3 separate regions of the Homo sapiens genome follow, and regions 1 and 3 are each linked to region 2. The links are chromatin loops, found by intact Hi-C in ENCODE. Cell type or tissue: heart left ventricle. All regions are shown on one strand.

Region 1 (8,000 bases), 53 kb after region 2:
AGATAGTAAAAACAAAACAAACAAACAAAATTATCTAGTACCTTTTCTGTGTGAACTGCGATACCCAGTATGAGTCCTACACAAAGATAGGAAAGAAGACATGGCTGATGTCCAGAACTAACATTCTAGTGAGAGGCATCACATTGTGCCTTGTTATAGAGTCTCATGATACTTTCCTTATTTTTACCTCTAAGTAATTATGAATCTACAAAGGAAGAATAAATTAATCCCAGGTAAGGCTTATGAAGGAGACGCATTTGGGCTGGACCTTACAGAAAGAGTTTAGATAGGCAGCTATAGAGGGAAGAAAGAGAAAAATTCCAAACAGAGGAACTAGAATAAGCAAACCTGTTGACTTCAGGCTGCTGCCACCCACACTGGGCAGCATTGCCTTTCAGAGAGATGCATCTTGATATGGACACTTGACTTTACCGGGGGCCAGAGAAACACTAGAGAATGCCAGGAAAATAAATAATCTGATACTCTGAACGCTCCTTCAAATGCTTGTTCAGAGTGAATTTGTAGAGAAAGCTGAGTGATATAGGAGAAAAAGAAAAGGAGAAAGACCCTTGGGTGGGACACTCAGTCCGTTTTCTATTGTCCTTGGTAATTCCTGGCCCCAAATTTGCCTACTGCATTCAAGAATCAAAAGACCTTGAGTCAAATGGACTCATCTTCCTTGGTTATCAAATATCCGGGGTTAGTTAAGCTTAACCTTTGGGGGAAGGAGGGTCTCACCTCCTTGTCCCTAAGTGACTTCATTTTCCCTCTAAGCATTTATAGTACTCTTCCTAAGAGTCATTCTGGTAGGTTCTATTTTTTCCATCTCACATTGCCAGAATATTTTCTTTCACTGGTGCATTTAGCAGGATGGCTGGCCTTTTCCTCCAACTCGGACACCACTCCAAAGGGTTCAAGCTGGAAAAATGCTTTGCCCCTCTTCTCCGTGGCTCCCTGAGTGTTTTTCAGAGGAGATATGAGCATATGTCATTAGAACACATAGTCAAATACCACATAGAGTGTGAGGCTTTCTCCAGAATGGTGCTTTTTTGGGGTCTTTTTTTTCTTAAGCACAAACTCCCCTGTATTGCAGTAAGGATCCCGTAATGAAATGAACTGGAATATGTGGTTCTAGAAAAAAAAAAGATGGGAATGGAGAAAAAAACTATCTAGAAAAAAAAAATAGCAAGCTTGACCCATTGAAGGGAAAAGTTATACTCTTGAGTCAAGAATTAGGAATTGAATTAAACTAAAGAAAAAAACAATAGAGTAATAGATCTAAATGGTATTATATTATATTCCTGTTTCCAGGAGAAATCTCACCTACACTCCTTTTGGAAAACTGGGTTATATTGTCTTCTGTAGAGAAAATGGGCAAAACTTCACTTTATTTTATGGTTCAGTCATCAAGTCAGTTTTTGTGAATAAACTCAAGGTTCCTCCTCCCTTGCCACCAGCCCCATCCTCCCAAGGTGCCTGTGTGATTGTGCCTGCCCTTCCACTTCACACAGCATCATTCCTCTTGTCCTAGGCTCTTCTCCTCCAGGGTGAGTTTGTCCTTTCCATTTCTCAGATACTACGAGCCAGAGACAATAGCTCAGCCTAAAATTTGCCTTTTATTTGTTCTTATTCTCCCCATCTCTACAGAAAGGTGTTATTTTCCTAATTTTTTTAAATCCTCATGGAGAAACCCTAAATGTGTATTGTTAAACATGTCTGAAAAGCTACATCCTGACTTATTCCAATATATGACATTCTGGAAAAAGATCAATGGTTGCCAGAGGCTGGTGGGAGGGAGGGATGAATAGTTAGAGCACAGAGGATTTTTAGGGCAGTGAAACTATTCTGCATGCTATTGTAATGGTAGATACATCACATCATACCTTTATCAAAACCCATAGAACTGCACAATAAAGTGAAGTCTAATGTAATCTATGGACATTAGCTAATAATAATGTATCAATATTAGTACATCAGTTGTAACAAATGTATCGATCTCACTAATGCAAAGATGTTAAAAATAGGGTAAACTGTATGTGTGTGGAAGGGAGGGAGTATATGGGAACTCTCTGTACTTTCTGCTCAACTTCTATGTAAACTTATAACTACTCAAAAAATAAAGTTTATTAACTTAAAAAAGTTCTTTTACCCCAAGTATTTTTTTTTTATTTACTGTTTCCTCTATCTCTGATTCTCCCTTAAGGAAAGTTTGAGTTGAAAGTGACTTAAATTTGCCAAGGACCAAATTTAGAACTACAAATACCAAATTTAGAACTCCAAATATGTCCTCAGCTTTTCAATATATTTTGTTAAAACAAAACACAAATTTATTGTTTTTGTGCTAATCTGAAATAATTGGCACATGTTCATTCAAACACGAAGTTGAGTCTTGGGCAAACTTCAAGTTAACAAGATGTTCTTGTTCCCTTAAATTCTCTTCTCTCATATCATAAGGTCTTGGTCATTCTCTTCCCTGTGCCTTCTCGCTGACCTGAACTGACTCCATAAGAAATTTATCCAATTTGCTGGTGAGCAGGGATCTTGCACATAACTCTAAAAGGGTCTCCTTCTCTTGGCCTTGTTGGGAAGAACTTCACCCCATCCCTCACTGACCCCTCTTGACCATCCTTAGATGCCCCAACTTGGGAATCCACTAAGCGTAACCCAAGAGTGTGACTCATTATCTTAAAAACCTTGGCCATACGTATCTGGGGTGATCCATGAAGACTCTCCAGATATTTATTTAATGAGAGAAGCAAACCCAAACATAGAGCTATGTGGTTAAAAAAGAATTTTAAACAAAGTCCTTGAGCAGTGTTTGACCCCTGTCTTCTATAAACAGCCTCCCTCCCAACCCCCGTCATCCTGCTGGTTATTCCAGGGGGTCAGGGTTATCTGTCTTGAGACACTGAAATCACATAATACTGCACTTCCTCAAGGCACAGAAACAGTCGTGGACCTCAGGGAGTGGAGGGTCACAGGGAAATCTCATGGCAGGACTGTTGCAGGAGTCAGAATATTTTCCCACTTTCAGCCCCAAAGGTAGGCTTCGGGGCAGAGAAGTAGCAAAGGAAGACGGCTGAGCCATATGCTGTATTTGGCAATTTCCACAAGCCAGCCCACTTAACTCTTGGAGATGGGTATTAGGGTCCTTCAGTTCATAGATGGGGAGAATGATGGGCAAGGAGAGAAAGCAGCAAGTCCAATGTGAAGTGGCAAGTGCTCACTCCTCCAGAGCTGGCACTATCCAACGGTAATATAATGCAAGACACAACTGTGAGCCACATATGTAATTAAAAAATTTTTAAGAGCCACATTTAAAAATGGGAAATAATCAAGTGGAATTCATTTTAGTAATATATTTTATTTAGCCCAACATCCAAAATATTATCATTTCAACACATAATTAATATAAAACATGTTGAGATATTCTTCCCTTATTTTCATTGTTATGGCACAAAAACTTTAAAATCTGGTGAGCGTTTTATGCCCACAGTCTATCTCAATTTGGATGACTAACGTTTCCAGTTTTATGTGGTTCACGGCCTCATATCAGACAGTGCATTCTAGATTTGCTTTTATCTTTGGTTCCAGCTGCACCTCTCAAGGTCTGTTTTGCTCTAGTCCTTCACTGAATTGTACTTTAACGTGATGCCCTTGACTTTCAGTGAAGAACAAACCACATGAAATGTCACTGCCTCTGCAGCGGAGGAGTTAGTTACTGTTACCAGATCATTCTCTGCTCCCTGCAGCCTCATGATATTTAAACAAAATATTTTATTGTTGTCCTTTCAAAATGGTATGCATCCTTCTTCATCATAATGAGTATTTTGTAGCTGATTTTGTGCTTTGTTTTGCTTTGGCTACCAGGAGGCTCAGGGCCAAATTGGACTCAATTATAACCATGGATAGATTCATGATTGAATAGGAGACTATAATGACATGTTTTGTAAAATGTTCTGGACTTCATAAATATGCATCCTGTGTTCACAGTAAAGTTTTCTCTCTGGTTATGGACTTATATCTATTTCCCTTCCCAGGAAAAAGGTACTATATACAATTTAATATGTGAACAGTCCTGGAAGGTTTGTTGGTAAGTTATGAGACATAGCATGAATACTTTTTAAATTTTAATTTACTTTTGAGCCTTTCAGTAGAACTTTCTTGCTTGAAAATTCTTAAACTGTGCTTCCAAAACGTAGTAAGCCACAGAGTACTATTATCTCTTTCCTTGTGTGATATAAAGAAATAAAGAAAAGGGAGAATAATATTTTTCCAGATGATAGCAAGAAGGGCTTTCCTTTCTCTGTAGGAATGATAGATAGATAGATAGATAGATAGATAGATAGATAGATAGATAGATAGAGATATTTTAATGCTTCCCCCCAACTTGTGTTATATTTACACAGATGGTGCCCTTCAGTGTATTCTATGGGGGCTCTACCAGAGAGATTGCCACAGCTGGAGCTGTTGTGTTCCTGATCCCCAAAAGGCATTTCCATATAACTCTAGAAGATGAGAAGGATCTGACAGGGAACTTTCAAGTCTTTGGGATAATCCACTGTAATTCCTTCCTTTTACAGATGAGAAAATTATAGCCACATCTACCCACAGGAATGATAGCATTTGCAATGGCATCACTTGCATTGCGAGAAGGAAATGCATTAATAGATCTTCAATTGGAATGGAAGGCTATTTATCCATCTCAGAGACATGGGATTTCTTGGGATGCATTCTTTCATCCAGACTCCAAACTGCATTTACTTGAGCTCGTTTGATTTCTAATTTCTTGTTGGTGACACCCTTGCAACTCAAGCCTTACAGAACGTTTAATTCTGTCTAAAATGTATTATATTGTTGGTTTACCTTATCTTTGATGATTTGAACCACCATCTGAAAATGAACTGCTATTTTATATATGTTAAGAGAAAGGGGAGTAGGGAGAGGGAGAAAAAGCGGAAGGCACAGGGAGAGGTGTTAAACATTAATATAAGTGACAAAAGAATAGCATGCCTATTCTAATTACTCAGACATGTACTAAGCACCAGTCAAGGCCATGCAGGTGGATACATAGATAAATAAGACAAGCATGTGTTCCTTGCTTTTGTGTCACAAAATTAAAAAGTATAAAACGAAACCTTTTTGACTTCACTTTTTCCACTTCACCACCAAATCTTTTTCTTGCTTATGCCTCTCCCATCTTAGTAAAATAAACCATTCTCTGGCAAGCTACATCAGCTACAAACCAGGGAGGCATCCTTGATTCCAACCTCTCCCTTGCCACCATTCCAGAATCATCCAGTTTCATTCCTGATATGGTTTGGATGTATGTCCCCAACAAATTTCATGTTGACATGTGATCTCCAGCACTGGAGGTGGGGTCTGGTGGGAGGTGTTGGATCATGGGGGTGAATCCCTCATGAATGGCTTGTTGTCATCCCCTCAGTGATGAGTGAGTACTTGCTCTGTTAGTTCACGTGAGAGCTGGTTGTTTGGAAGGAACCTGGCAACACCTCCTCCCTCCTGGCTCCGTCTCTCACCATGTGATGCGCCGGCTTCCTCCTCACCTTTGGCCATGATTGGAAGCTCCCTGAGGCCTCATCAGAAGCCAAGCAGATTCAGGTGCCAAGCTTGTACAGTCTGCAGAACTGTGAGACAAAATAAACCTTTTGTCTTTATAAATTACTCAGCCTCACATATTCCTTTATAGTGACACAAAACAGACTGACACAATTCCTCAGTTTCTATCTTCAAAACACAGCTCATCTGTCTCCATTTCTCTCCATCTGTACTACCACCATGATGGGTTGATGCCAGTAACTCCAACACTTTCAATGACCTAGTGTCACGTTCCCTCCTTATCATCCATTCTTCACAAAGCAGTGAGCATGATCAGATTATGTTACCTCCTGTTCAAAGTCCTGCAATGCAGTTTGAATGAGACGCACATCCCTTAAGATGGCCTATGAGACTCACCCCCTTCTCACTTCTGCAGCCTCGTGTCAGTCTACTCTCATCTTTACCAGTGAAACTCCAGCAGCACTGGCATCTTTCATCCCCTCTGTTTCATTGTCTGTAATTAACTTTACTGTGCTTTCGTTTAAACGGTGTGATGTTATCTGAGTGTGCAGGTTAGTTTCCGTGTACAATCTAGGGGCAGCTGGGTTATACTTAAGTTGCCCTAATAAAGGATCCATGCTTCAGAAATGGCCTCAGCATGTACTTTAAATATCAATTTCTGAATATGCTTTAGAAGGTATATTAATTAGTATAAGTGATGTTACAAATAACTTTTCATTGATGAAATAAAAGATATATAGCTGAAAGGTTGTGTAACCCCTCCGCCTTTGCATAAATAAAGTACAAGAACCTGGCAAGCCCAGCAATCCAGGACTTTCTGAGTTGCCTCCTTAGCCTACGACTCCATTTGGCCTTGCGTGCCTTTGCTAAGCAGAGGACCCTGATAATAAATCTTGGTGTTGGAATATTTTTGCCTTTACCTCAAAGTTCACATTTCAGGCAAGGTACTTGCGGGGTGCGCCAAAGGACAGAGCAGGTGGTAGGACGGTCTTTCTGTAGGCTCACTGATAAATGTGTGGGCATCTAGTGGAATTTGGTCCGAAGCTTGCTTCCATGGCAATATGCCACCTGGCAGGTGGTTATGGAAGAATAGCCATATGCCTAACCTCCTCCTCTGGTTGTGTAAAGAATGGGATAGCTGTTCAGCCAGATTGGCCTTAAGTGAGGCCTTGTACTCCCAAAGAGACAGAGCTTTTTAACATCTTGGGAATGTTCTGTTACAATTCCCTCCACCTGGAATGTTCTCTCCCTTGATATTCATCTTCTGATTTAGCCAATGTCAATTTAAATTTCAGTTTCTCAGAGTGGCACTAGGTGACCACTTTTTCTTTTTTTTTTAAATTATACTTTAAGTTTTAGGGTACACGTGCCAACGTGCAGGTTTGTTACATATGCATACAAGTGCCATGTTGGTGTGCTGCACCCATTAACTCATCATTTACGTTAGGTATTTCTCCTCAGGCTATCCCTCCCTGCTCCCCTCACCCCCATGACAGGCCCCGGTGTGTGGTGTTTCCCAACCTGTGTCCAAGTGTTCTCATTGTTCAGTTCCCACCAATGAGTCAGAACATGCAGTGTTTGGTTTTCTGTCCTTGCGATAGTTTGCTCAGAATGATGGTTTCCAGCTTCATCCATGTACCTACAAAGGACATGAATTCATCCTTTTTTGTGGCTGTATAGTATTCCATGGTCTATATGTGCCACATTTTCTTAATCCAGTCTATCATTGATGGACATTTGGGTTGGTTCCAAGTCTTTGCTATTGTGAATAGTGCCACAATAAACATACATTTGCATGTGTCTTTATAGCAGCATGATTTATAATCCTTTGGGTATATACCCAGTATTGGGATGGCTGGGTCGAATGGTATTTCTAGTTCCAGATCCTTGAGGAATTGCCACACTGTCTTCCACAATGGTTGAACTAGTTTACAGTCCCACCAACAGTGTAAAAGTGTTCCTATTTCTCCACATGCTCTCCAGCACCTGTTGTTTCCTGACTTTTTAATGATCGCCATTCTAACTGGTGTGAGATGGTATCTCATTGTGGTTTTGGTTTGCATTTCTCTGACGGCCAGTGATGATGAGCATTTTTTCATATGTCTGTTGGCTGCATAAATGTCTTCTTTTGATAAGTGTCTGTTCATATCCTTTGCCCATTTTTTGATGGGGTTGTTTGATTTTGTCTTGTAAATTTGTTTAAGTTTTTTGTAGATTCTGGATATTAGCCATTTGTCTGATGGGTAGATTGCAAAAATTTTCTCCCATTGTGTAGGTTGCCTGTTCACTCTGATGGTAGTTTCTTTTGCTGTGCAGAAGCTCTTTAGTTTAATTAGATCCCATTTCTCAATTTTGGCTTTTGTTGCCGTTGCTTTTGGTGTTTTAGACGTGAAGTCCTTGCCCATGCCTATGTCCTGAAT
Region 2 (8,000 bases):
CAGCTTAAATCTGTTGATATATGCAAAGACTTAGGAGACTGATTGGTATATAGTAATCTCTATATAAGTGGTTGCTATTATTATTTGCTATTCTGAGTGAGAAAACAAAAATCCAGAGAGATAAGGTAACTTGAAAAAGCTCCCAGCTAGTAAATGGTAGAGCTAGGCCTCAAATCCAGGATTAATTAACTCTAAATTCAAGTACTTAATTGTTATAATATTCTGCCTCCTCAGGAGACATAAAAAATATAGAGACATTAGAAAACAAAAAACATCAGAGTTACTGGAGAGAAGTAGGGTGAATCAGAAATACAGGAACAGAAACTTTGTGGCAGAAATCTGGATTTTCTCTTACAGGGTAGCAGACAGAGCTGTGAGTCTACCTATCAACACACTCCCCCTTTCCTCTCTTTTAAAAGGCCTACTGATGGGTTCAGGCCTTTGCCTTCCTCTGTGAAGTTATGAACTTCTGGAAAGATGGAGCCCCTCTTCAACTCCAGAACTTTATTTATGGTTGATCCGAGTCAATAGTGGTCCTGTTCTTCTTGATAGGAATTGGTTTGGGCACGGGCAATAAGATGTGAGAGAAGGCCTTATCCCATGGAAGGGTTTCCATGAAAGGTGTATTCATGTGCGAATAGATGAGCTCTCTTTTCTGTTGGATGTTGTGGTGTCTGGGTGTCTTGGTCTTTTGGGCTTCTATAACAAAATACCATAAACTAAGAAGCTTATAAAAAACAGAAATTTATTTCTCACAGTTCTGGAATCTAGGAAGTCCACGATCACGGCACTGGCAGATTCAATGTCTGGTGAGAGCCTGCTTCCCAGTTCATAGATGGTGCTTCTCACTGTGTCCTCACATGGTGGAAGGGGCAAGACAGGTCTCTGGGACCTCTTTTTTAAAGGCACTAATCCCAACCATGAAGGCTCCACCCTCATGACCAAATCACTTCCCAAAGGCCCCACCTTTTAATATGATCACATTAGTGGTTAGGTTTCGACATAGAAACTTGCGGGGGACACGAACACTCAGACCATAGCAATGGGTAAGACTATGGTAGTCACGTTTCACCAGTAGATTAGCTAACCCAAGGACGAGCCCATACATGAGGGTGCTAGAGCAGGAGGACAGAAAGAACCAGGGCCTTGTTGATGTCTGTGAGCTTTGAATTCACCAGCCTCAGAATTGTCCTACCCATAGACTTTTGTTATAGGAGATAATGTTTTCTTAATTGCTCAAGCCAGTTGAGATATATTCTGTTACTTGCAGCCTGAACCATCCAAACCAGTTCAACTACAAAATCAAACTCTTGCTATAAGAGGAGAGAAAGAAATAGTGCCATGGTATCTTTAGGTGTGTGCCTAGAGGGGCGGCCCCAGATCTATGGGTTTGTTTCCGAGAGTGAGGATGGGTTGTGGCCCTGCAGGGTTGCCGCTGAAGCTGGTTTCTCATGTTGTGTTGGAAAAGGCCATTCTGGGAGCTGGGTCACGAGCTCCTGGAGAAGCAGAGTTCCCCAGCCCTTTAAATGGAGGAGCTCCCATAACAACCAAACAAGCAGGATTCCAAGCGGGAAGATAACAATGATCTTGGAGCTTCTCCCTACTCAGATTAGATGCATGAAGGTAATAAAAACCACCCAAAAGAAACTGCAAAAAGAGGCCTTGGGAAGCACATTCAAGAGGGTGAAAAGGAAGAACAGAAGGAACCCGTGGAAAGAAAATCTTCCAGACCAAATGATGGTCCAAAAATAATGAGACCAAAGTTCAAAAAAGTAATTTAAACCAAATAAGGCAGGGAAAGCCTAGCCAGCAAGGGGCGGGCTCACTCTGCAGGGAGCAGGCGAGCAGAGGGGATGGAGCTGAGCAGAGTTCAGTTCAGGACAGCCCATGGGTCAGAGGGAACTGAGGAATGTGCCCGCTGCCCAGGTCAGCAAGGGGGGCAGCATCAGATGGCATGCTGTCTTACCTCCCCTGCCCCAAGGGGCCTGGAGCATTGCCACCACCCTCACTGGTGATAGGGCTGCTTGAAGTTGCAGAGCACAACCCATCTGGGTGGGTTTGCCGCCACTGCAACAGAGAGCCTGTGGGACCAGGCAAATGAAGGAAGCCTTACTTGCTCATAGCCAAGCTTCTTTTCAGGTTCTATTTTATATTTTATTGCAACAAAGAATTCCAGGGCCATACTCTGAGCCAGGGATGATGGGTGCTAAGCTCATTAACTGCCTGCTCAGTTTGTGGACTTGTTCCTGCTGAATCTGTAGTCCAGGTACTGCCAGTTTCTTAGTGTCAGAGCCCTCATAGGGTTCATTTGTGCATCCTGCATGTGGATATGTGTGTGCATTTACCCAGATTTTTAAAAAGCTTTCTATTTACCTTTTCTATTTAGCACATACCCTCTTCCATACTTAAAACTCCACACCTTCTACCACAGCTTTTAGAGTGATAGCACTGGGTTACAATACATGTTTTCGCAGGAATTGAGCATTTAAAGAGGTACTAAAGTGAACATGAAGAATTTAAATTCTAGGTAAACAGCTCTCAAAAGCTCTCTCTTCTTTGTGCTTTCCCTGATTATGATATCTGATATTTATTCTTATGACAGAGGACAAACTAAACTGTGTATCACAGTCACCGATTGATTCACTCTGCACCACTGGTCCCCAGTGGCATTTGGGGGCAATGTGATGTCTTTTTCTTAACTCAGGGCCCTCTTAGTCCCTCCTTGTCCCTCTCTGGAGCACTTATGAATTCTTAGGTCCACTGTTCAGCCCGGGCAGGCCATGGAGTGCAAGCAGTGCTGCTGGAGGCTTGCCTAGCTGGTCACTTTCCTGCTCCACCGCTAAAGTTTCCGCCCTCACTCAGGCCATGCTGAACATGGCTCTGTGTGGGGCTCTTCCAAGATGCTCCCAGTCTCCCCTAAGCTGTGTTTGGGAAACAGTGTCGCTGGTCTCCTCCTCCAAATATTCTCAGGTTCCTTCCATATCTAGTTGGAAATGTTCACTATGCCTCCTTCTGATCTTGGGGTTCACCTCGGGAGTGGGGAGATTAGGACATGTAAGTCACATCTCTCTGCTGTATTTCTGTCTTTCTCTCCTGCTCACAGCCCCCTTGGGATACACAGATAGGTTCCCTTTCCGCTCTGGTCTTCAGAGTAGGGTGTGTGTACAACATTCCTTTATTTTCTTCCCACCTGGCAAGTGATTTGCCCGTCCCTATTTCCTGAGACATGAAGGCAAATAGGGTGCAAGGAATGAGAACTTGTTTTCACAGATAAGTGAACATGACCTTTGAAGTGGTTAGAAAAACACAGCAATCACACTAGCATACATAGACCCTTGAGGCTGGCTGGGAGCCCTGTACAAAAAATAAAAATAATAAATAATAAAGGCTGCTTTCTGGCTGAGAAGGGAAGGGAAGAGTGAGGATTGTCAACAGTATGGGGGTAACAACTCCACAGGTTCTGCAAGTTTTTCTCTCTGAAAAAGAGGACTCTTGACTTTTCCTGCTTTGCTTTTAATTTCAAAACAGCACACATACTTTCATCTCCCACAGGATGTTCCTAGGAGCAATAACGCCAGGGATGAATTTCTTCCCATCACATGAGCAGGATGGCACAATGAAGATGCCCCCGGGAAAGACCCTCCTATTTTTTTCTAATTCAGAAAAAGCAGAAGAATAATATGATACACATATCCCCTGCTCATATTTAAAATGTTCACTTTTTGTCACTTAGGCTTCAGATAGTATATCTCACAGTTAAAATTGAAAACCATTTTGTTCCTCCTCTCCATCCTAGTCTTGCTTCTTTCTCTCCAGCGATGACCACTGTCAGTAATTTGATATATACTATTCCGGTCCATGTTTTTATTAGCTCATTACAGATTTTATATATCAGATAATAGATGGTATTGCTTTGTAGTTGTAAAATTTTGGCTGAATAATACACTGCATGAATTGTTTTGCAATTTGTTTCCAGTAAACAATATGTTTTTGAACTGTATATTTTCTTGCATATAGATACAATCCCTTCCTTTTTTTTTTTTTTTTTTTTCCTGAGATGGAGCCTCGCTCTGTCGCCCAGGCTGGAGTGCAGTGGCATGATCTCAGCTCACTGCAACATCTGCCTCCCAGGTTCAAGCAATTCTCCTGCCTCAACCTCCTGAGTTGCTGGGACTACAGGCACACGTCACCATGCCAGGCTAATTTTTGTATTTTTAGTAGAGACGGGGTTTCACCATGTTGGCCAGGCTGGTCTTGAACTTCTGGCCTCAGGTGATCCTCCCGCCTTGGTGTCCCAGAGTGCCGGGATTACAGGTATGAGCCACCACAACTGGCCAGTCCCTTCATTTTAAACTGCATTTAAGTACTCAGTTTGTGAATACAAATATCTATTAATTCCTCACTAAAAAATATTCGTTTTTCAATCTTTTCTCCCAGGGTTTTATTTTTAATAATAGGAACAATTGGCTCTACCTAATACTTCAATTTCAGCCCAAAATTGGCCAGAAGACATCGTTGCCTTAGAGCAGCCTGTCTTCCAGTTGACACTGAACTGCTGTCGACCGGAAGATGGTTGAGAGTCCACATGTGCCCCCAAATAGTTGCAGACTGTGTGTGCAGGGCCTGATTCTGTTCTCTTCTCTGGAAAATGGGATCGTAACTGTTTCTATCTTCTTGGGCTGTATGAGGGATTGGTGGTGTGGAGCTTGTACCACAGTGTCAAGCAGACACCCCTGTTCATGCTAATACATACAGTATTTAATGCCTGGTATAGACCTAGACCCCTGACTCCCTGGCCAGTTGTTTTTCAAAGACACTCCCTGCCTGTGTTACCACTGTTGGTAAGACCATGTCTCAAAGAGTTAATCATCTGGAAGACAGAAATCTAACCACAAGAGGCAGAGGCAGTAGGCTGTAGAGTTAAGTGGCAGGCTCACAACCCCAAGTGCTGTCAGTACTCACAGCTTCTTCACGCCAGCAGCTGTCTGTACTCTGGATTGTTTTGAGCGTGTCTTTGCAGGGCTTGCTTGTGCCTGCCAAGTTCAGCTGCCTGCAGAAGCACAGCTCAGAGCCGTCCCTATAGGCCTAGTCCTTGCACAGGTCTGGCCAATCAGAGCTCTGTTACCAGGCAGAGCCTCTCTCTCCAGCTCTGGTCACTGTCAGCCTAGCTGTCCAGGCACCCTTCTGCAATTTTCGTTTGAATTGATTTTTTTAAAAGCACCTGATATACACTTTTCTTCTTATTCTTCTCCTTCTAGTCCTCTATTCAAGGCCCTACCACAGAGACACACAGGAACGGAACTCAGAATCACAAACAAAGAAACTTTGATCCAAGAAAGAAAATGATCTTTAAAAAGACCCTCGTTTCATGCTGGCCGATGCTGAGAAAATCTGCTCTGAAGGATATTTGGAGACACTGATTAAAAGGTAGTACCATCACCACATATTTAACTTCCCCCTCTTTTTCCTCTGCTTCTAGGAGTAGAGAAACCAACAAAACCAACCGGAGAGAGATGGTTTCAAACAATCTGTCCCCCACCCCACCACTATTCACACCTTTCACAAGGGCCCAGCCACAAAGCCAGTGCAACATGACATCAATCATCAGCAAAGTGGAGGTGACAGACCCTGCCTTTCCCCTCTTATGGCATATTTGCTCATCTTCTCTCTTCCCCACTCCTCTCTGATAAGAGAAAGGACGAAAGCAAGGCAAGCGCATTCCTGAGCGGGAGCTGCAAGCGCCCAGGCTCATGACTACTGAGGAGCACACTGGAAGGGGAGAAAAGGAGGGGGGAAGATTGAGGGACCAAGATGGCGGGATAAAATGCTGTGGATGGAAGGGCAAGTTCTCCTGGGGTAGGAAGTATGAGGGGTCAGGGAGTTTGGGATGCCAAAGAACAGGAGAAGATTGAAAGTTTAATAAGCAACCTTGACATATGCTATGGCACATCCTAAAATGTTAGAAGAGATGTGAGTACAGGTTGGAATACCGGTATACCCATGCTGTTTTGAATTCAGTAATGCTTTGATACTGAGACATGCCCCACAGCTTTCTAAGCATTACACTTACTTATACTGCATTTTTAAAGCAGTTTTATAAGAACATATGTAAGTAGATCAGTACCATTAAAATGGGGTTAATTTTTTTTCCAAGTCACAATGGTGTAGGGCAGGTTGTGGTGGGAGGATTAATTATCTAGAAATCTGGCTAAAGCTAATTATGAAACTGTTATTGCTAAGAGAAAGGGGGAATTAGGCAGAAAGCCAGTCTACCTTGCTTCAAATGGATTTTCTCTAGATATCTGATCCTCTCAGTCTCTTCCTTAACCTCTCCTTCTCTTCCCCCTTTCTAGATGGTTGTCCCAGTGGAGGGGGATTCTTCGTGTTACGTAGATAGGAAGCACGATGCAAAAGTGTTGAAGCAGGAGTGTAAAGAATAATTAAAACACCTGGTGAGTTCTAATTTTATTTTTGAAGAACATAGCTTCTAAACAAGTGTAAAATACAAGCCATGGCCCTAAAAGCCAGGGTCTAATGAGTTAAAAAATGTCGTGGTTCCCATATCTTAAAGTTTTGCAACTCCTCCCCCTACCCCAAACAAAAAGAATCCTTTTAGGAATGAATATTTCATGTGTTAAAGTGACATTTTTTATATTAGGATTTTTTAAAGGTTCCTAATAATCTTTTTCTTAGTCTAAATTCAGGCAAACTTAATACTTTTGATTTTAAAAAGTAAACAGCAGTAAGATCTCATTTTTAGAAAGTTATGCCTATCAGTATACATTGAGAGATCACAGGAACAATTCTTACGTAAAAGTAACAAGAGTGGTCTTAATGATGGAATACTGGAGTGATTTTTTAAACTTTTTTGTACTTTCCAGCTTGAATAATTTAAAAAACAAAACTATATATTGTTTTATACAGGTAGAACATAAATTTTTTTAAAGGAAAAGAGATTAGGCAATCAGTTGCTTGAGAAGTAATTGAATGCCAAATATTAGGTTGGTGCAAAAGTAATGGTGTTTTTTGCCATTGAAAGGAATGGCAAAAATCGCAAATTACTTTTGCACCAAACTAATACTTTTTCCTGTAGATTTCATGAGGTTTCCTCTGTGTGTGTGTGTGTGTATCTGTGGGGGTGTGTGAGAGAGAGAGAGATAGGGAGAGAGAGAGAAAGAGGGTAGCAGTGCCTCAGTACATCTATTCCCAGGAGACATTTTGTGATATCTGAGTTCTAAGGAATGAGGACCAGACAAAAGGGGCAAAAGCAGTAAGAGGAAAAATGGAGATCAGGAAAACTGGCCATGACTCAGCAAAAACACAGTGACATTTTCAGAAACCCAAAGCCTCAGACATTACAAAGTCGCCCACACCCCTTACTTCTGAAGAGAGTTGTCCTGGCCCTCCCCATTTCAGGTGGGCTCCAGCCTAGGCTGAGTAAGCATTGCGAGCGAGGAGTGAGGAGGCAGGTGGGTGGATTGTCCCTTAAGGTGCAAGGAGGAAACAAGTGCCCTGTCTGTGGCTGATTGAACTGGGGAGGACCAGAGACCGGAAGGTATTCTCAATAGCCAGTATTTCTCAGAAACAGCGGAAGTCTCCCAGACAAAGCAGACGGGTTGGCATCCCTTTCTTGAGAGTCAGTAAGAGGGAAAGGACTGAGGCAGGCCTAGCCAACATACCAGGGACAGTGGTGAAATTTCGAGAATCTGGAGGGTCTGCCAGCTGTGCTTCCCACAGCAGCTTTCAATGCCTGCCCCTGAAAAGCTGGCATATACCTGGCTGCCAAACCATAAAGGGACATACCTAGAGTGAAGGACCAACTGCCCTTAAATTCACTGCCTTGTGCCAGCTCCTAAGTTACTGTAGGGATCTGTGTGGGTCTGGCCCCTCTTCATGGGCCCTGGGACCCTTCAGAAATCTATTCTTGTGCTTGGCATCCCATCTTATCTTCTCCTTGCTCTGCTGTTAGGTGATGGGTGAACCTATCAACACCCTATCTC
Region 3 (8,000 bases), 100 kb after region 2:
TTCACTCCTGTACTAAAGAAGTTGCCCTGTGGCCTCTAGTTGTTACAGTGTTCCTGAATGGCTTTAGAAAAAGTTAATGACTACCTAATGTCATTAAAATTAATGATCATACTATCAATAAAGTAATTATCAATGTCATTAAAATAAATAACAAAGGCCATGGCAGACTCAGCCATAGCATCTGAGCATTCACATACCTTTTACCCAGGTAGACCAGTGCAATTTTATTCAAATACAATGATGTGTCATGTGGTTGTTATGAATGCAGTTGATTAGATATTTCTGGCTTTCTGCCTTCTGGGTTCACGGTGGGACTGCATTTCTTGCTCGCCTTCTTCAGACTGAGCTGGTACCAGATAACTAGTGTTGGCCAATGAGTTGTGAGTAAAAGTGATGCGTGTTACTACCATACTATCATATTAAATTGCTGGTACAAAACCATTCAAAGATCTCTTTCCTTTTGCCGATAATGACCAGGCAGGGACTGCCTCATTGGGCTAGATCCTTCAGTGAGGGTGATACAGCACAAAACCTACAGCCAAGCCACAAGGGATGTATAGTACAAGTGAGAAATAAATCTTTGTTTTAGGCCACTGATATTTGGGAGGACAGGACTGTCACCGAAGCACAACCTCCCTCGTACTGAATGATGCATGCTAGGAATTACAACCCAGCCACCTCTCTCCTTTCAGTGAAAGCCCCAGAACAGCTCCAAATTCTGTAAAGCAGAATTCAGAATCTTTTATTTTTCACTCTTGCATCTACATCTAATTTCCACTGACCACACTGTACTTGCCTAGATCTTAGGGTCTGGGAAATTTTCCATTCTCAGTTTGTATCTACCCTACATATCCACATGTAAGGGAACATGTGTTTAAAGATGACAGAGACCCTGGAGCACATTCAGACCACTGGTGTTAGGAACCTTGCATTATACCTCCATTTGCATAATGATACCTTGCTAGGACACAGTGACTTCTGTTTACTTCACATAGATTATCTCATTCAATGGGCTGATAGTTTTAATCTGACTGGTTTGGTTTTCATTACAAAGGGAAAGATCACAAAGCCATTTGGTGTAAAAAGGCAGAATCCTTCCAGATCTTTTGTTCCCTCCACATGGTTCCAAGCCCATGCTTAAATGCAGGGTGGAGTAATGATACCAGACACTGCAACCCAGAGCCCCAGCAAGGGATCACTATGTTGTAGTATTTGGAAATCACTGGTGATATACACTCATCCCAAACCTGACCCCAACCTCCTCCTTCTAACCAGGTAGGTAGTCCAATTTAATCTCTCATAACATTCATGATCAAAATGAAAATGTATATACTTTTGTCCCTAAGCTAAAGAGCTCACTTAAGAGATTCATAATACAGGCCGGGTGTGGTGGCTCACGCCTGTAATCCCAGCAATTTGGGATGCCGAGGCAGGCAGATCACCTGAGGTCAGGAGTTTGAGAACAGCCTGGCCAACATGGTGAAACCTCGTCTCTACTAAACATACAAAAATTAGCTGGGCATGGTGGTGGCGCATGCCTGTAATCCCAGCTACTTGGGAGGCTGAGATAGGAGAATCGCTTGAACCTGGGAGGCAGAATTTGCAGGGAGCTGAGGTAGCACCACTGCACTCTAGCCTGGGCAACATAGCAAGATTCTGTCTCAAAAAAAAAAAAAAAAAAAAAAAAAAAAGAGAGAGAGAGATTCATGATATATAGTCCTAGAATTTGGAATTAATCTGATTGAACAGTTTCCAAATACTGATCCACATGCTGCAAGTGCAATTTCTTCTTTCTTTTGCATTCTTCCTTGCTTCCTCCCTCTGTTCTCCAGTAACTATTCACCTCTTCCCTTTCTTGCCTTGCTTCTTCTCTTCATTCCTGTCATTCATATTATGGAATATAGTTTTCTGGGCCACAGCATGATTTGAAACATGGGAGGGTGATCCACTTGCCCACCTAGCACAGTGTCTCTTTCACAGGATTCTTTTTACAAACAATTATTTGGCCTTTGTTTGAAGAGTCCAGTGCTCCTAGGTTTTTAAAGGAGCCCATTCTACTTGATATTTTTAGTAGTTACATAGTTTTCCAGTTTTTAATATTAACAAATTGGCAAAAGCAAGCAGGCTATTCTGTGTGAGACTCATCTGCCAAGTAACCTCAGTATGTCACTTTCCAGGAGCAAATAGTTCATGCATCTCCCACTCCCAAGTAATGATTCTCTGATTTTAAAAACCACAAGGGCTCAATGTCTGAGACTACTGCTAAGGGTTTTAGTATGCATTTTGCATTTCAATAAACTAATAGGAAGTAGGCTCCAAATTGGATGTGGTATGCAAGAGAGGGCAAGTTTTGAAGTTCTAAGAGCAAGACAGTTGGCAGCTGTTCTCTGAAGTTCTCTGCTTCATCTCAGAAAGGGCTTTTGGATGGCCTGTGACCATACAATTCCACCAGATGATCTGCTCACTGGCCTGCAAACAACCTGGCCTCTCCATCCTCAATATTTAGCTCCTGCTATTCCCTGTGCCTACAACTTTCCAGAACTTTTCCTGTATTATTCATCTGGGCTTCCGCCTTATATTAGAATTGTCAGGCCTCTGAGCCCAAGCCTGCACGTATGCATCCAAATGGCCTGAGGCAATCGAAAACAACAAAAGAAGTGAAACAGCCAGCTCCTGTCTTAACTGATTGACCAACCTTAAGACATTCCATTATGACTTGTTCCTGCCCTGCCCCAACTGATCAATCGATCGACCTCATGACATTCTTCTTCTGGACAATGAGTCTTTTATGATCTCCGCACCATGTGCCTTGTGACCCCCCTCCTCCGCCAGCAATAGATAACCACCTTTTACTGTAATTTTCCATTACCCACCCAACTCCTATAAAGCAATCCCTTCCCCACTCCTTCACGGACTCTCTTTTCGGACTCAGCCCACTTGCACCCGAGTGAAATAAACAGCCTTGTTGCTCACACAAAGCCTGTTGGTGGTCTCTTCACATGGATGTGCTTGACAAGAATATCAATATTTTTGCCTTCACTTCCTGCTCAACTTCATAGCAATACTAAATTGTTATCAATATGAAAGCAAGAACTACATGTGACTTATTTTTTAAAAATCTTCATCCAATTTCCAACACAGTGCCTTGGGTTCAAAATGGGCTTTCAGGGCGGGGCACGGTGTCTCATGTCTGTAATCCTGGCACTTTGGGAGGCTGAGGTGAGAAGATCTCTTGAGGCCAGGAGTTTGAGACCCACCTGGGCAACATAGCAAGACCCTGTCTCTACAAATAATTTTTTAAAAAAATACCCACACACCTGTAGTTTTATATACTTGGGAGCCTGAGAAAGGAGGATTGATTGAGCCCAGGAGTTGGAGGCTGCAGTGAGCTATGATCACATCACTGAATTCCAGCCTGGGTAACAGAGCAAGTCCCTGTCTCTTAAAATAAAAATAAATGGGCTTGCAGTACCAGAAAAAAAAGGGCCATTACAGTTTGTGACCTAATTCATTCAAAGGGGAGGTCACTCACAATAGGAATTTCACACAAAAGAAGGAAGCACCCCATCACACATTGTAATTGAAAACTGTGGCTCAAGAATCAGCTGGACAGTTTGCCCTTCTAAAGCAGAAATGTTTAGGCAAAGAGGACAAGCTGATTAAAGAGGCAAAGAGGACAAGCTGACTGAAGAGGCAAAGAGGACAAGCTGATTGAAGAGGCAAAGAGGACTGCTGAGGAGTGATGGAGGAGGAAGATATGTAGGAACTTCCCTGAAGCCCTTATGTCACTGACTTGCCAATAAATTGGTTTAAACAACAATAACAACAACAACAAAAGCAACATGTCCAGGCCTAAATCTGATCCTTCCCTCAGACAGACAGTCACAGCAGCATGTAGGCTGGGAGGCCCATTCTGTGCCCTCTGGTATGACCTTAGAGGGCAGGATCAGCAATGAAATCCTGGCTAGAGGAAACAAAGACCATGTGTAAACAGTTCACCTCCACTCCTGAACTACAACACTGTTTGACATAGTTTAAGAGTGACGTTGACCTTCTTCTGCTGGCTCTGGAGCTAGCCAGGAAAAACAGCAAGAAAGGAATGAGAGGAATGAGAGTTAGCAGGTTACTGGTCTGCAAGATGTCCTCAGGGGGGTTTGGGGTTGGTGCAATGGTGAGGGCAGCCAGGGAAGTTCCTAGGCCTATTGTCTTCTGCCAGTGCCCCTGCTAATCGCTGAGAAAACTCCCCTGAGCCACATGCAACGATGAAGTAGGTAACAAATCATCCACATCTCTGCATAAGGCAGTTTTGCCACTGAAGGTGTTATTTTTTTACAGTTGTCTAGTTTAATATCTCTTTGGTAATGACGGATGTGCAAGGAGTGGCAGGAAACTTTACCTAATGGTGGCAGGACAGGGTGAGTGTGTGTGTGTGTGTGTGTGTGTGTGTGTGTACATATCCACCACCCCCAACACATGGGCCCCTCGAGAGCTTCCTCACCTCTCATTCTCCTTTTCAGAAAGTTCTAGACCTGTGAATAGCACATTATGCTATGTTGCTTTATTGTATCACTGTCTATAATGACATAATTCACATACTAGCTAAATCTTTTAGTAATTCAGGATAAGCCTTTTTCTCCCTAAATAGTTGTTAACATCTGGAAGGCTTTACAGCCTTTTCCAGATCTTTTGTGCCCTTTCATGCATGGCATAGTTCTGGGCATATGGGGACTACTCAGCGGATATTTGTGAATAGGCTCATTAAGCAACTTTATTACCTGATATTGATAGAATTCTATAATTTTCACTACACTATGACGTTGAAATGAATCCTAAGGGCTTATAGCCAAATCGGGAGAGACTGTGCACAGCAGTCCACTTCTTATGGCATTCTGTGTGTGCGTATAAGTGGACACACCAGGCCGCGCTGTTGAGTAGATGCGCAGGGGTGGCTGGATGGACTGCCTGGTGACTTTTTCCTTAAGCACTCAACCGAATTGTCTAACTCCTAAGTGGGTGATGAGGCAGGAGAACAGTGTCTGGAGGCAGGGAACCTAAGGCTGTTTCACGCTGACTTCCTAGAACTAACTTGAAAACCCTAACTTTCCACGCCTAAGTAACAAAAGGACCAGAGGCTACTCCCTTTGACCTTTTCTGCCGGGCAGATGAGAAATTGGCTGTCCACCACAAATCAGACTGATTGCAGGTCTAGTCTTTTTTCGCATAGAAATATAACTTTGTAACTTCACCTTAGCCTCTGATTGGTTGTTTTTTGCAACCAATCGGATGTTTGCACAGGAGTGTGACCTTTGTAACTTCATTTCAGTCTCTGGTTGGCTGCTTTCTGCAGCCAATCAGAGTGATTGCCGGCTACCGCTTCATTTACTTCAGGTGAGCATGAAGTGGCCAATGGGAAACTTCTAGGGGGTATTTGGACCCAAGAAGATTTCTGTGTCTGGGCCCTTGAGCCACTGCATGGGTCCGCTTCCACACTGTGGAGTGTACTTTCGTTTTCGATAAATCCCTGCTTTCGTTCTTTTGTTGCTTCATTCTTTCTTTGCTTTGCTGGGCATTTTGTCCAGTTCTTTGTTTAAAATGCCAAGAACCTGGACAAGTTGAAGTCACAACCCTCTACCGGTGACAGTGGCATATGTTTAATGTAAACACAATGTTAATAAGAACTAACATTTATTGAGCACTTATTATGTGCCAGACACATCCCAGGCTCTTTCCATTAATTAAATCCTTGCCACAAACCCTGTTGTTATCCCTGTGTTAGAGAGAAGAAAGGCTGCCCAGCCCCTGACTTCTTGTGAGGTGCATGCCTGTCTTTGAACCCAGGGAGCCTGGATACCGAGCCCCAGCTTTTAATCCCTGAGCTGTTGAAGAAAAATACATTTGTTCATGTTCGTATGTTATCTCTTGATCTGTCTCGAATAGATATGAAAAAAAATTTTTTTTATTTTGTTGTGCTCTCTGACCATAGTGTCAAGCAAGTATAGGGCCAATGTTGGGCACCGGCTTGGGATGTAGAGCTGTTGTTCAGCAGCTTGAATCTATGCACACAGAAAGCATGCTCAGAAAGGAACATATTACCCATTAAAGATGAAATGAGGCTAATGGACTGCTTTTGGGAAAAGATGAAATGTGGTCACAATGAAAGAATAGGGGCATGACCATAATTAATGAAGTAATAATCACTTTTGAGCTTAAATAAGACCTAGTTCTTTGATTACAAGTGCTACCATTTGAAGAGAGCTGGCAGGGCCCCTTGGCCTGTGGTCAATATTAGTAAAACTGTTTCATCTTAATGTTGCAGTTATGCTTGATCAATTTATCTGCCATTTCCAAAGAACTTATGAGGTTTTCTTCTTCCTGTCTTTGTGCTTTCAATTGGTTTTAATCAGAGGCGAGATGCTGATTCAGCTTCTAGTTTGAATTTATTCAGCTGGTGCAAAGATTCCGTGACAGGATTGCATTTACATTTTTATCACTGTCTCTTAAACCTGAATAATTTATCCTGTTCTTGCCAACCCTCCCCCAGTCATCGTACAAAACCAGAAAGGAGTTCTTGCTTTTATAATCAAACTTATTTTGGATGTGCCTGGGTTTTGTCATGGACTTCTGACACCCTCTCTTTTTCATCAGGGCGAAGTTTACAGGAAAGCATTTTCTTTTCTTCCTGCTGATTAATTCAGCTTAGATTTGTCAGAGGTTTATTTGTATGGACTCCTTGTCAAAGCATGTGGATTCTACAACAAATTAACTGGTTATTAAATTAAAGATTTCTGGTTAAGAATCTGTTGTGTACCATGGAGTCTTCTTTCCTGGACAATTTCACTATTTAAATGTGGGAATGATTGTCTTGATATAACCAACAAATTATGTTCATGGAAAGAAATGTTTCCCGTCATACCAATAACTGAGATGTTACTGGTTATATATACATATACATGCTCAGGCATACACTGGTGTATCAGACCTGAATAAAATTATTCCATCTCTTTGTCTGTTAAGAAAAAACAGAAATGAATAAATGCATGTCCATGCACATGCACAGCTATTCAAGTCAAGGCATTTTAGTGTAGGATGTTAGAAATACATGAGTGTTTCCTCGAACTGGAAAAAACCCCACTTAATTTATTATTTTATGAAAAGATTCACCTTGGGGCCCATTAAAGAGCTCCTTTTGTATATTTAAAATAGATTTTGAATTACCAAAACCTTAAGAATTACTCTGTCTCTTTAAGGGATCTGCTTTAGGGCTAAGGCATATTGGGATTTATGACTCTAAGAGTGGTATTAAAATATTCAACTGAATGTTAGCTGATATGTTTCCTTCCCCACCCCAGGCTGCAACTTTCCCAGGGGATCTGAAGCCTGTAGCACATTGGGCTGTAGAGATTTTAACTTCCCAGTTCTAATAGGTTTCCAGATGGAAAATTATATTTCTTTCTGGGAGAGATTAATGAGCGAACAACAATGGTGTCATGGTTAATTTTATGTGTCAACTTGGTTAGGTTATGATGCCTAGTTGTTTGGTCAAACCCCACTGTGGATGTGGCTATGAATGTATTTGTGGGTGTGATTAACATTTAAATCAGTAGACTTTGACTAAAGCAGATTCCTTTACTCAAATAATGCAGGTTAATGTGGGTAAGTCTCATCCAATCCTTTGAAGGCCTGAAGAACAAAGAGTGAGGTTTCTGGAAGAAGAAAATTTTACCTCAAGCCTGCAATGTAGAAATTCTGCTTGAGTTTCCCGCCTGCTGGCCTGCCCTGTGGAATTCGGAGTCAAGAAGGTAATGTAACTCTTGCCTGCATGTTCAGCCTGCTGACTTATTCTACAGATTTCAGACTTGCCAACTGGCACAGTTGCATGGGGAGTTCCTTAAAATCTCTCTCTCCCTACCTTTTCCCATCCCTCCTTTTGTTCTGTTTCTATGGAGAACCTTGACTAATACAAATGGCAGTCAGTCTTCCTGCTCAGCACCTGCTGAGAA

What was found. A loop is a pair of places that touch in the nucleus more often than their neighbours do. Peaks named below come from ENCODE experiments on the same cell type or tissue, not always from the same donor. Only the 100,000 strongest peaks of a DNase experiment are listed, where the experiment ranks them.
Region 1: a loop joins it to region 2, with 6 times the contacts of the local background. A loop is called at or near these places in 7 of 110 quality-filtered maps.
Region 3: a loop joins it to region 2, with 4 times the contacts of the local background. A loop is called at or near these places in 5 of 110 quality-filtered maps.

Annotation. Positions count from the first base shown.
Region 1 is chr2:217,378,617-217,386,616 of GRCh38, reverse strand. All of the region lies in intron 8 of DIRC3 (disrupted in renal carcinoma 3), which reads left to right. Among named protein-coding and RNA genes, the nearest start is that of DIRC3-AS1, 100 kb to the right of the region's middle. In heart left ventricle, no CTCF peak of the experiment used is centred here; no DNase peak of the experiment used is centred here; H3K27ac peaks cover 3,123 bases.
Region 2 is chr2:217,431,375-217,439,374 of GRCh38, reverse strand. It overlaps DIRC3 (disrupted in renal carcinoma 3), which reads left to right. Exons shown (of 13, transcript NR_186301.1): 4 at 5,259-5,427; 5 at 6,354-6,452. Among named protein-coding and RNA genes, the nearest start is that of DIRC3-AS1, 150 kb to the right of the region's middle. In heart left ventricle, a CTCF peak has its summit at 4,895; DNase peaks (open chromatin) are centred at 1,814 and 5,054; H3K4me3 peaks cover 576 bases; H3K27ac peaks cover 5,416 bases.
Region 3 is chr2:217,327,796-217,335,795 of GRCh38, reverse strand. All of the region lies in intron 4 of DIRC3-AS1 (DIRC3 antisense RNA 1), which reads right to left. DIRC3 (disrupted in renal carcinoma 3) reads left to right here. Exons shown (of 13, transcript NR_186301.1): 9 at 7,644-7,799. Among named protein-coding and RNA genes, the nearest start is that of DIRC3-AS1, 49 kb to the right of the region's middle. RefSeq lists enhancers at 720-1,432, 3,816-4,110. In heart left ventricle, no CTCF peak of the experiment used is centred here; no DNase peak of the experiment used is centred here; H3K27ac peaks cover 2,493 bases.